Regions from separate parts of the Homo sapiens genome. Here region 2 is linked to region 1. The links are chromatin loops, found by intact Hi-C in ENCODE. Cell type or tissue: heart right ventricle. All regions are shown on one strand. Each heading gives the region's core, and the rest is flanking DNA. Links, peaks and the distances in the headings are about the cores only. Region 1 has its middle 62 kb from the start of ATF7IP2. Region 2 overlaps CIITA (class II major histocompatibility complex transactivator).

Region 1 (5,376 bases), core at 208-5,207:
CTATGTTGCCTAGGCTGGTCTCAAATTCCTGGCCCCAAGTGATCCTCCCACCTTGGCCTCCCAAAGTTCTGGGATTGCAAGACTGAGCCACTACGCTCAGCCTTAGCTTTGTTATTAATTTGGAAGGCTTTTACATCTGTTTCCCAACTGATGGGAGTAAAGACATGCCCTTGCTATGTAGGTCTAAGAAGCAGCTGCAGACATGGCTTACATACCCCCAGCCCCCATTCCTTCCTCTCTCAGTTGCTCTTCCTTGAACCATACCTGCCCCCCCCCTCCAACGTCCTCTTCTCTCTGCCCAAGGGCTGGCGTCTTGGTTGTTTTCTCTTTTAAGCCAGGCTCTAAGTGTTTACTTCTCTTGTTCTATAATGATTTCTCCCTTTCCCAGAGACATGTGACATTTTTCAGCTCCTTATTCTTTTTTCCAAGGGCCTTTATCTGCTCCACTCCCATCTCACCAAGGCCAACCACATTTGTTATCCTCAGAGGCATGCTTTTTATCCATTTTACCCTGTGCACAGCAGCTGGCCCCTACATAAATGAGCTACATTCTCAGCAGCTTTAAGGAAAGAAACTTGAAAGAAGGGGGAACCAAGAAGATATAAAGTTGGGCACCCCTTCTAATAAGGCTTCGAAAGCAGGGGTCACATGGAAAGGCAAGGACTTTCTTTTTTTTTTCTGAGATGGAGTCTCACTCTGTCACCAGAACGCAATGGCCTGATCTCAGCTGACTGCAACCTCCGCCTCCCAGGTTCAAGCAATTCTCCTGCCTCAGCCTCCCAAGTAGCTGGGACTATAGGCACGCACTACCACACCGAGCTAATTTTTGTATTTTTAGTAGACATGGGTTTTCGCCATGTTGGCCAGGCTGGTCTCAAACTCCTGACCTCAAGTGGTCCACCCGCCTCGGCCTCCCAAAGTGCTGGGATTATAGGCATAAGCCACCACTCCCAGCCGACTCTGTCTTTAAAAAAAAAAAAAAATCCGTATTCCTTTTCGTGTTTTTATGGGTCATGGGGTTGTCAGAAAAAGGAAAATTCAAAAGAAACTGTTAACAGTGACCCACAATAGCTACAGTTAGGCACATGGTTTATAAACCTATGACTATATGGCCGGGTGCAGTGGCTCATGCCTGTCATCCCAGCACTTTGGGAGGCCAAGGTGGGTGCATCACTTGAGGTCAGGAGTTCAAGACCAACGTGCCCAACATGGTGAAACCCCGTCTCTACTGAAAAATAGAAAAATTAGCTGGGTGAGGTAATGGGTGCCTGTAATCCCAGCTACTGCAACAGCTGAAGCAGGAGAATTGCCTGAACCTGGGAGAAGGAGGTTGCAGTAAGCCGAGATCATGCCACTGCATTGCAGCCTGGGCAACCAAGCGAGACTCCGTCACAAAACAACAACAACAAAAAAAACCCTATGCCTATAAACTAAAGCTGACCTCTTGCCTGTGTGCCTGTGTAACTGGAGCTTGTTAAACATTTCACTGACAGGTACTGGGTATAAACTTGTTTATCTGAGGTAGAACAAAGACAGGCTGGAATCAGCCACCCTCCACCAGGCCCTAAGATGCCTAACCTTTCTCCTGACCCGCTCAACTGCTCTTTTACCTTATCTTATGTATACAGTCACGGAGCACCAATGAGAATCACAAAAATGTAACCCTTGCTTCTCTCCCCTCTTCTCCTACCTTCTGTGCCACACACATCCTCCTGTTTGAAAATGTGTATATACTGTGCCTTGCACAACCTACATTGGGACAGATTCTTGGTCTATATTGAGTATGTGTTCCCAGGCTTCAGTCCTCCAACTTGACTCAGAGTAAATCTAACCGTGATTTCTCTAAGTGCTAGCACTTGTAATTTCACTTTTTGGTTGGCAGGGTCACAGATTTTTTTCTCTCCTCCCTAAAGCTCTTCCCCTGGTCCACCCATCTTTTTTTACCTGCAGGTATATTTGCACAGAGAAACCAGAACTAACAAAAATCTACAGTTATGACCATTATCAATACCCAGTTTCGGAAAGTTTCTGTGGAAACTCCCTATGATCAGACAAAAATATTGGCCTGTGCATAGGAATTCAGTAGTGGCCATTTCAAAAGCAAAGTCTATAGAAAGATGTTAAAATGAAAATAAATACACTAGCCAAAAAAAAAAAAAAAAAAAAAAACCCCAGCTCAGCCAGGCGAGGTGGCTCATGCCTGTAATCCCAGCAATTCGGAAGGCTGAGGCAAGAGGATCACCTGAAGTCAGGAGTTCGAGACCAGCCTAGCCAACATGGTGAAATCCCGTCTCTACTAAAAATACAAAAATTAGCCAGGCATGGTGGTGTGTGCCTGTAATCCCAGCTACTTGGGAGGCTGAGGCAGAAGAATTGCTTGAACCCAGGAGGTGGAGCTTGCAATGAGCCAAGATCGTGCCATTTGCACTCCAGCCTGGCAACAAGAATGAAACTCCATCTCAAAAAAAAGAAAGAAAAGAAAAAGAAAGAAAAGAAAAAAAAAATAGGCTGAATTGCAAATACAACAAAGACAAGTGGAAATTTATAGCCCAGAAACAGGGTAGGGATCCATGAGTGGAAAATTAGCTAAAGGAAACATTAGTGGTAAGAGAAGAGGATTCTGGCTAAATGGACCTAACAGGACTCTTGCTGCAGGTAAGCCAGGGTGATCTGGAATGTGATCAGATATCCAGGGTTGAGGATTCTGGCTAAACTGACTTAGCAGGATTCTTGCTAAAATTGGGCGATACAAAAAAAAAAAAAACACCATGGAAGTCCAAGAGTTGAGACCTAACTGGGAAGAGGATTTCGATGAATCTCCCTAAAGCTTGGTCAAGGGGAGGCTCTTTGTCAATCCTTAAGACAACTACTCTAGCCAACCACAGTGGCTCATGCCTGTAATCTCAGCACTTAAGGAGGTCGAGGCGGGTGGATCATTTGAGGTCAGTGGTTTGAGAACAGCCTGGCCAACATGGTGAAACCCCATCTCCACTAAAAATACAGAAGTTAGCTGGATATAAAAGTGTTATTCTCTTTTATAAATGAGAACATTGAGGGGTACAGAGGGCTACTAGCTGTGGCATTCAGTATACCATGCTTAGCCAGGAGATTTTATGGAGGGAATGGTGGGTGTAGGTCAATCTGCCATACATGCAGCCACTTCTTCTCAATCAGTGGTCACTTAATCCTCTCCTTGTACCTCAACTTCATTTAGAGGATAATTAACTACCGTAGGAGTGAAAAGGTAATAAGTTATCCTCACCCATTACAAGGGTCATTGCCAACACTCCTACAACAAAAGACAGATTAATAAGAGAAAAACATAACAAATGAATTTAACAAAATTTTGCATGACACGAGAGCCTTCAGAAACAAAGACCCAGAGGAAACTGTATTTTTATGCTGAGATTCACTGGAAAATGAACAGTTGTGTACAAAGATGATTTGACAAGAAGAGTATGATCTACTGTTAATAAACTGGGGGTGGTGCAGGGCCTCTGGGCATAGAGCAGGATCTCTCTGGAATTGTCACCAGAAAGGGGTTCCTTTCCAGACCCCAAGAGAGGGTTCTTGGATTTCACTCAAGAAAGAATTTAGGGCGAGTCCATAGAGTAAAGTGAAAGCAAGTTTACTGGAAAATTTAAAAAAATAAACAAATGGTCCAGGCATGGTGGTTCATGCCTGTAATCCCAGCACTTTGGGAGGCTAAGGCAGGTGGATCACCTGAGGCTGGGAGTTGGAGACCAGCCTGACCCACATGGAGAAACCCCGTCTCTACTAAAAATACAAAAATTAGCCAGGTGTGGCTCTGGGTGCCTGTAATCCCAGCTACTCAGGAGGCTGAGGCAGGAGAATCACTTGAACCCAGGAGGCGGAGGTTGTGGTGAGCCGAGATCACGCCATTGTATTCCAGCCTAGGCGACAGAGTGAGACTCCATCTCAAAAAATAAAAAAAATAAATAAAAGAATAGCTATTATTCCATAAGCAGAGCAGCCCCAAGGGCTGCTGGTTGCCCATTTTTGTGGTTATTTCTTGATGATATGCTAAACAAGGGGTGGATTATTCATGCTTCCTCTTTTTAGACCATATAGGGTAACTTCCTGACGTTGCCATGGCATTTGTAAACTGTCATGGTGCCGGTGGGAGCATAGCGATGAGGACACCCAGAGGTCACTCTCATCGCCATCTCGGTTTTGGGTTTTAGCCAGCTTCTTTACTGGAAGCTATTTTATCAGCAAGGTCTTTATGACCTGTATCTGGTGCCAACCTCCTATCTCATCCTGTGACTAAGAATGCCTTAGCCTCCTGCAAAAGCCGCCCAGTAAGTCTCAGCCTCATTTTACCCAGTTCCTATTTAAGATGGAGTTGCTCTGGTTCAAGTGCCTCTGACAGAATGAGGATCTTAGGTCCTACTTTCAGGCAAGGTAATGTAACTGTGTAACAGATTCTCCTTGCCCACTGCCTCGACAGAGCCAATTTAAACTGATGCATTAAGACAGGGGAATTGCAATAAAGAAAGAGTTTAATTCACACTGAGCCAGCTGTACGAGAGACCAGAGTTTTAATATTACTCAAATCAGGCTGCCCAGAAACTCAGGGATTGGGGTTTTTAAGGATAATTGGATGGGTGGACATTTGGAAGGTGGAGAGTGCTGATTGGTTAGGTCAGAGATGAAGTCATAGGGAGTGGAAGCTGTCCTTTTGCGCTGAGTCAGTTACTGGGTAGGGGCCACTAGACCAGATGAGCCAGTCTATCGATCTGGGTGGTACCAGCTGATCCATCAGGTACAAGGTCTGCAAAATATATCAAACACTGATCTTACGTTTTATGATAGTGATGTTACCCCCAGGAGCAATTTGGAGAGGTTCAGAATCTTGCACCCTCTAGCTACATGACCCCTAAACCATAATTTCTAATCTTGTGGCTAGTTTGTTGGTCCTGCAAAGGCAGTCTAGTCCCCAGGCCGGAAGGGGGTTTGTTTTGGGAAAAGGCTGTTATCATCTTTGTTTCTAAGTTAAACTATAAATTAAGTTTCTCCCATAGTTTAGCCTATGCCCAGGAATGAACAAGGACAGCTTGGAGGAGAGAACCAAGATGGAGTCGGTTGGGTCAGATCTCTTTCACTGTTATAATTTTCTCAGTTATAATTTTTGCAAAGGCACTTGCAATCAGCCAGAGAATTCCTTTATGGCCGGCTCTCACACTGAAAGGTAGGGGAGGGTCAGAGCCGCTTTCTTGCTTCTGAGGCTATTTCAGTTGCCAAGATGCCACATATCGGAGTATCATGTTCTGAGAACCAACAGGAGTAACCTTCAAGGCCTCTCAAGGTGAAACTCACATATTCTTTGTTTTGTTTTGAAACAGGGTCTCGCTC
Region 2 (5,376 bases), core at 153-5,152, 610 kb after region 1:
TTAACCACCCAGCCAAGCCCCTTGCCAGGAGGGACTCCCAGAAATGAAGCCTTACCCTTGAGGGAGTTCCCCGCCACTCCAAGCTTGGGGCCTGGGATGGCAGCTGTGAGGGCACCAGCACCATCTGGGGACTCGCTGGGTACCAATTATCACCGCCCTTGGGCTACTTCAAAGGCTGCCCACACAGACACACCCTCCTTGGTAACCAGTCCTCAGGAGGAAGGGCACCCAAGGAAAGGGGGAAGGCTTCCTGGGCTAGAGCCCCTTCAGGGTCTGACACGCCATTGACACTGACCACGTCATTCATTAAGCAAGCACCAACTATACATCATTCACTATCCCAATCTAATTTGCACAAGCCCTTAGGCAGGTGCTACTATTATCCCTGTTTTACAGAGAAGGAAACCGAGGCTTAGGAGATGAAGTCTGAGGTGTTGGTGGAGCTGGGATTTAAACCAAAATATGTCCAACTGCAAAGCATGTAAGTAACAATTTTAGAGGGTATACGGAGGTGACCCTAAGTAACAAGGAATCACATATAGTGAGCAAGCAATTTGCTTTTCAGTTTTTGGTCAATCCTTATGATTATTTAGAGGAGAAAGTTCAGTTTGGTGCTGGTATATCTTATGTTTATCACCCGACAGTTGTTAATCTCTTTTTAACAAAGAATACAGGCCAAGGCCCTGTGACTTTAGCTGGCTTTGGTATTTGGCCAAAAGTTAATGACTTTGGCAGTTAGTGTTTTTATCCATGCCAAGCGATGATGATTTTCTCTTTAGTGACAGACATTTTTTAAAAAATAAATTCACATAAAAAAGTAGTTTTACAGATGAAGCACTAAAACTAGTGCATTTCATCTTAAACTGCAAATTATAAAGGGAATAATAGTAACTTGACAGTGGAGAGACCTGGCAGACACCACCTTCACCAACTGATCAAAGTTAACATCGCCAGAAAGGGGACAGATGGCATGTGCCTCTCGATAAGATGCACTGAAGACACACACTCACTTCTGCAATATTCCTGCCAAGAATGCCTCATCTGAATCTAATCTCGAGTATAACCATCAGACAAACCCAAATTGAGAGACAGTTTACAAAACACCAGCCTTGTACTCTGCTTAATATGTCAATGTCACAAGAGAGAAAGACAGACTGAAGAGCTGATCCAGACTGAAGAAGGCTCGAGATTAATGCAAAAGCTGATCTGGGATTGCATCTTGGACCTCAACTCTCCCCTTTTTATTGTTAAGGGACACTACTGGGACAATTTTTTTTTTTTTTCGTTTTGAGACAGGGTCTCGCTCAGTCACCCAGGCTGGAGTGCAGTGGTGGAATAATAACTCACTGCAGCCTTGAACTCCCGGACTCAAGCAATCCTCCTGCCTGAGCCTTCCGAGTAACTGGGACTATGGGCGTGTACCACAACACCTCGCTATTTTTTTTTTCCTACTTTTTGTAGAGACGGGGTCTCACTATGTTGCCCAGGCTGGTTTCAAACTCAAGTGATCCTTCCACCTCAGCCTCTATAAAATTTGAATAAAGTTGTAGATGAGATTGGTCATAGGATTGTATAGTGTATCAATATTAGATTTGCTGATTTTGACAACCCTACTGTGGTTATGCAAATTTGTCCTTGTTCTAAGGAAATAAATACTGAATTATTTAGGAGTAAAGGTGCATAATGAACCCATTTTCAAATGCTTATGAAAATTACACATATACACATGTGTGCATATACACAGGCATGCATATACAAACAGAGGGAAGAGCATGCACGTGTACATGAGCAAAGTGCTAACTGGTGCAACTGGTGAGTTTGGGCGGGCATTGTTTGTGCTCTTGCAACTTTTCTGTAAGTGTGAAATTACTTCATAACAGAGGTTTTTGTTTGTTTGTTTGTTTTTAATTCAGGAAAAAGTTGGAAGAGTGCGTATGAAATAGGCCTGGCAGAAACTATGAGCTGGTGTTCCAAGGTCGGGGATGGGGAGCCCTCACTGGAGGCACCCCTCAAACCCTCAGTGCTGTGGCCAGGGAACCGGGCTGGCAGTCTTAGTTGGCTTTGTTCCCTCGGCCTCCACTTCCCCATTCTGTGCCTCCATTTATTTGTGAGACAGGGATAAAGAGGTCTGCCACTTTTATTGTGATCTTAGGTTTCCCAAAAGCCGAGTATGCTTTCAGAAGTTCTGGGAGGAAAGCTAGCAGATAAACCAGAAATATGAATATCCAAATTGAGAGAAGCCCTCACTTTCTTAGTTCGGCAAAACAGACACATGAGCTGTAAGTGGGGCAGACCCTGCCTGTTTCTTGGCTGAAATCTCCAGTTTGTATAATTCAGGGCTAAGAGAGCAGGACTCTTGACATCTCACTGTCTTGAGACACATACTGGGGTTTTCTCCTGTCTGAAGACGCAGCTGGCACCAATGTACCCTATGGCCAAGGACCTTCTGGGTGAGCCTCATGTCAGGAGCAGAGCTGGAGAGGTGGCCAGGCCTGGGGGTATACTTGCCTCCCTGTGTCACCATTGTCTGTCTCTTGCTTAGATGACAGCCACAGCTTCCTGGCCTGGTTTCCTGCATCCGCCCTGACCCCTGGCTGTGGGATCTCCCATAACTCAAATCTGACTGTGTCCCTGTGGAAGGTTTGGGTTTCTGACCTGGGCAGCTCTATGTCCGGCACAGGGGTTCTGCTGATAGCACAGGCCACAGATTGGCAAGGAGGGACCAGGTTAGGAAGGAGCAGCTGTGGTTCCTAGTTGGGAGATAACTGAAGCCTAGGAAATCCTGGAATAAGATAGACCAATGCATCGATAACCCTCAGCTCCAAATCTGAGCTGCACCAGGACAAGCTGACTCTGGTGGCAACGTTCTCCAGTCTCTGCATTTTCAGCTCGCTGTGTGCCAAGAGAGGGCTGGCAGGTACCAGCAGCTTTCACTTTCATTAGGAACCGGGACGAATAATCCAACTGAGCTGCCTCTGCACCAGAACTGCTGGGACGTGAAGACTCTCCCTGGCTCCCAGGCCAGCCACTGCAGCCCTTTCTCCTGGGAAGGAGGGAGCTCCCGATTCCCCATTCCCTGCTCCTGGGCAACAATTAACACTCTAGGAAAACCACAGAGCCGGCTATCCAGGGTTCTGGTGCCCTGGGGACCACAGGGCAGCAAGAAAGTTCTCCTAAGGGTCCTGGGGCTGGGAAGGCAGAGTGGGAAGTCTCCCCCAGCTAGGCTAGACCTGGACCTCCCTGGCACTCAGGCAGCCTGTCCTCTTCTGCTCACAGGATATAAATATTCATGCATGAGTATAGGTGCAGGTTTGTACATTTGCAAGGGCATGGGTATAACACGCTTTCCATTGTATCCGACTATGAATATGAGTGGTTAATATTAATACATCTCTTACTATATACAAGGAGATCTAAGTGCTTTATGTATATCTCACCTAATCCTCACAACAAGGGAGATTTTCATTATTTCCATCTTCTAGAAGAGGAAACCAAAGTACAGGGAGGTTAAGCAGCATGCCCAAGGTCACAGCTACCCTGGGATGTGAACCCAGGGCCCTGGCTCTTAACCATGACCCTAATACTGCCTCCTCAAGTAGGTGCTCAGCAAATGTTTGAGGAACTGAATTATGTGGGTCCACACATAAGAGAAAAAAAAAAAAAAGAGGGAGCAAAAGTAGGTGCACCTGTTCATCTTGAGATTCATCCTGGGCCCCACTGTGTGACATGCTCCACGCCCTTAGTCACTGTTTCCTGGATTGGCGTGTGGGGAACACATGTGACCACATGAGAATGGCTGAGAAAGAGCAGGACTGACTACCGGCGTTCCCCTGCTTATGGAAAGGGGCCTGGAGATGAGGCTCGGTCAGATCATCTTGAGGTCTTTCCTGGCGGCTTCCCTGCTGCTAGCTACCCCTCTCATACCCTGGGGTTCTGAGCTTCCTCGGCACTTGGGGGCAAGGCCTCCTTGGCTTGGATTTGAGGGTGGGGAGGAGGGAAGGCTGTGCATGGCTTCCACCACTTCTCCAGGCCTCCCCACTTCCCAGGGTCAGGCCCTGACACCCCGAGAGCTTTGCAAGGGTGTCCCTGAGAGATATTTCCTGGTGTTTCTGCTTAAACAGCGTTTGCTGCAAAATATGTCGAAGCATTTGGGATTCAGTTTTTAGTTCAGAATATGCCAATGTTTTCATTTGGAAGGGGAAGTGTTTCTGTTGATGTGGTAAAGAGATAAAATAAGACGTTCCTCACCAAGTTACACTGCTTCAAAGTCAAATGCTTGGCTTGGAGACAGGGATTTATCTTGGGATCGCAGGCCCTTAGCACACGGCCTGGCAGAAGAGCAGGCAGGGTCAAAGTCTGTTGAATGAGTGAGTGCATATGCAAAGGGCCTAGACACAGGAGTGCGATACAATCAATGCTCAGTACAGATTTTGAATGGATTCCATAGGTTCTACTTTTGAGAGTTGTTCTCAGTCTGTTCATGTTTCTCTATCTTCACTAAACTCCCCTCATCCAAGCCTCTGTCACCTCTGGCCTGGACAACTAACAGCATCTGAGGTGGTGGCCCTGCTTCCCCTCTTACCCCTCAGCTCATTCTGTCCACAATTGCCAGAGTCATTTTTGCAAAATGGGAATGGGATTGTGTCATCTCCTGCCTAGAACCTTCCAATGGCTTTCCACTGCTCTTGGCTATGGCCTTCCAGGTCCTCCATGGTATGGCTCCCACCCACCTCACTGACCTTTCCTGGGGCTGTTCTCCAGCCACATGGGCCTCCTTTTGGTTGCGGAAAAACCAACTCTCTCTCACCTGAAGGTCTTGGCACCACTGATTCCCTCAGCCTGGACTGCTTTTCTCCAGATCCTTCTATCAAATTAAGGCTCAGCTCAAAAGCATCATCTCCTTAGAGAGGCTTTCTCTGACCCCTCAGCTAAAGCAGCCCACCATCTCTATCCTACCGTTTCACTTCTGTTTCACTCCATGTCTACACCTACAGAGACCGTCTACTAGAGGCCAGGCACAGTTTTAAGTGTTGAGGACATGGCAGTGAACACAACAGGGAAGCTCATGTCCTTCTTGCCTGCCTTCATAGTTCCGAAAAAATCTGATTCTCTTGTTTGGGTTCCTACTAGTCTTCCTCACCAAGTGCCAAAGGGCCAAGGCTTGGTCTGTCTTGTTCACTGTGTTCAATCACCAGGCACTGTACTGAACCAACAAGCATTCATTCTGTAAAAGAACGGACGGATGGATGGCAGGCAGGCAGGCAGGCTGGGGAGGTGTGCAGAGCACCTGGCACACACTCCCCCTGGCACTTGGTTCTCGCTAAGATGTTACTGAGCTCAACTGAAGCTTTTTCTTCAAAGAAATCTCACTGTGAA

The links. A loop is a pair of places that touch in the nucleus more often than their neighbours do. Peaks named below come from ENCODE experiments on the same cell type or tissue, not always from the same donor. Only the 100,000 strongest peaks of a DNase experiment are listed, where the experiment ranks them.
Region 2: a loop joins it to region 1, with 6 times the contacts of the local background. A loop is called at or near these places in 2 of 110 quality-filtered maps.

What each region holds. Positions count from the first base shown.
Region 1 is chr16:10,321,720-10,327,095 of GRCh38, forward strand. No RefSeq gene overlaps it. Among named protein-coding and RNA genes, the nearest start is that of ATF7IP2, 62 kb to the right of the region's middle. RefSeq lists a cis regulatory region at 1,423-1,744. In heart right ventricle, for the core only: no CTCF peak of the experiment used is centred there; no DNase peak of the experiment used is centred there; H3K27ac peaks cover 2,385 bases.
Region 2 is chr16:10,934,720-10,940,095 of GRCh38, forward strand. It overlaps CIITA (class II major histocompatibility complex transactivator), which reads left to right. Exons shown (of 20, transcript NM_000246.4): 20 at 1-1,675. The region is part of intron 1 of DEXI (Dexi homolog); the gene reads right to left. Among named protein-coding and RNA genes, the nearest start is that of DEXI, 5.1 kb to the right of the region's middle. In heart right ventricle, for the core only: a CTCF peak has its summit at 2,605; a DNase peak (open chromatin) is centred at 2,929; H3K4me3 peaks cover 3,276 bases; H3K27ac peaks cover 4,857 bases.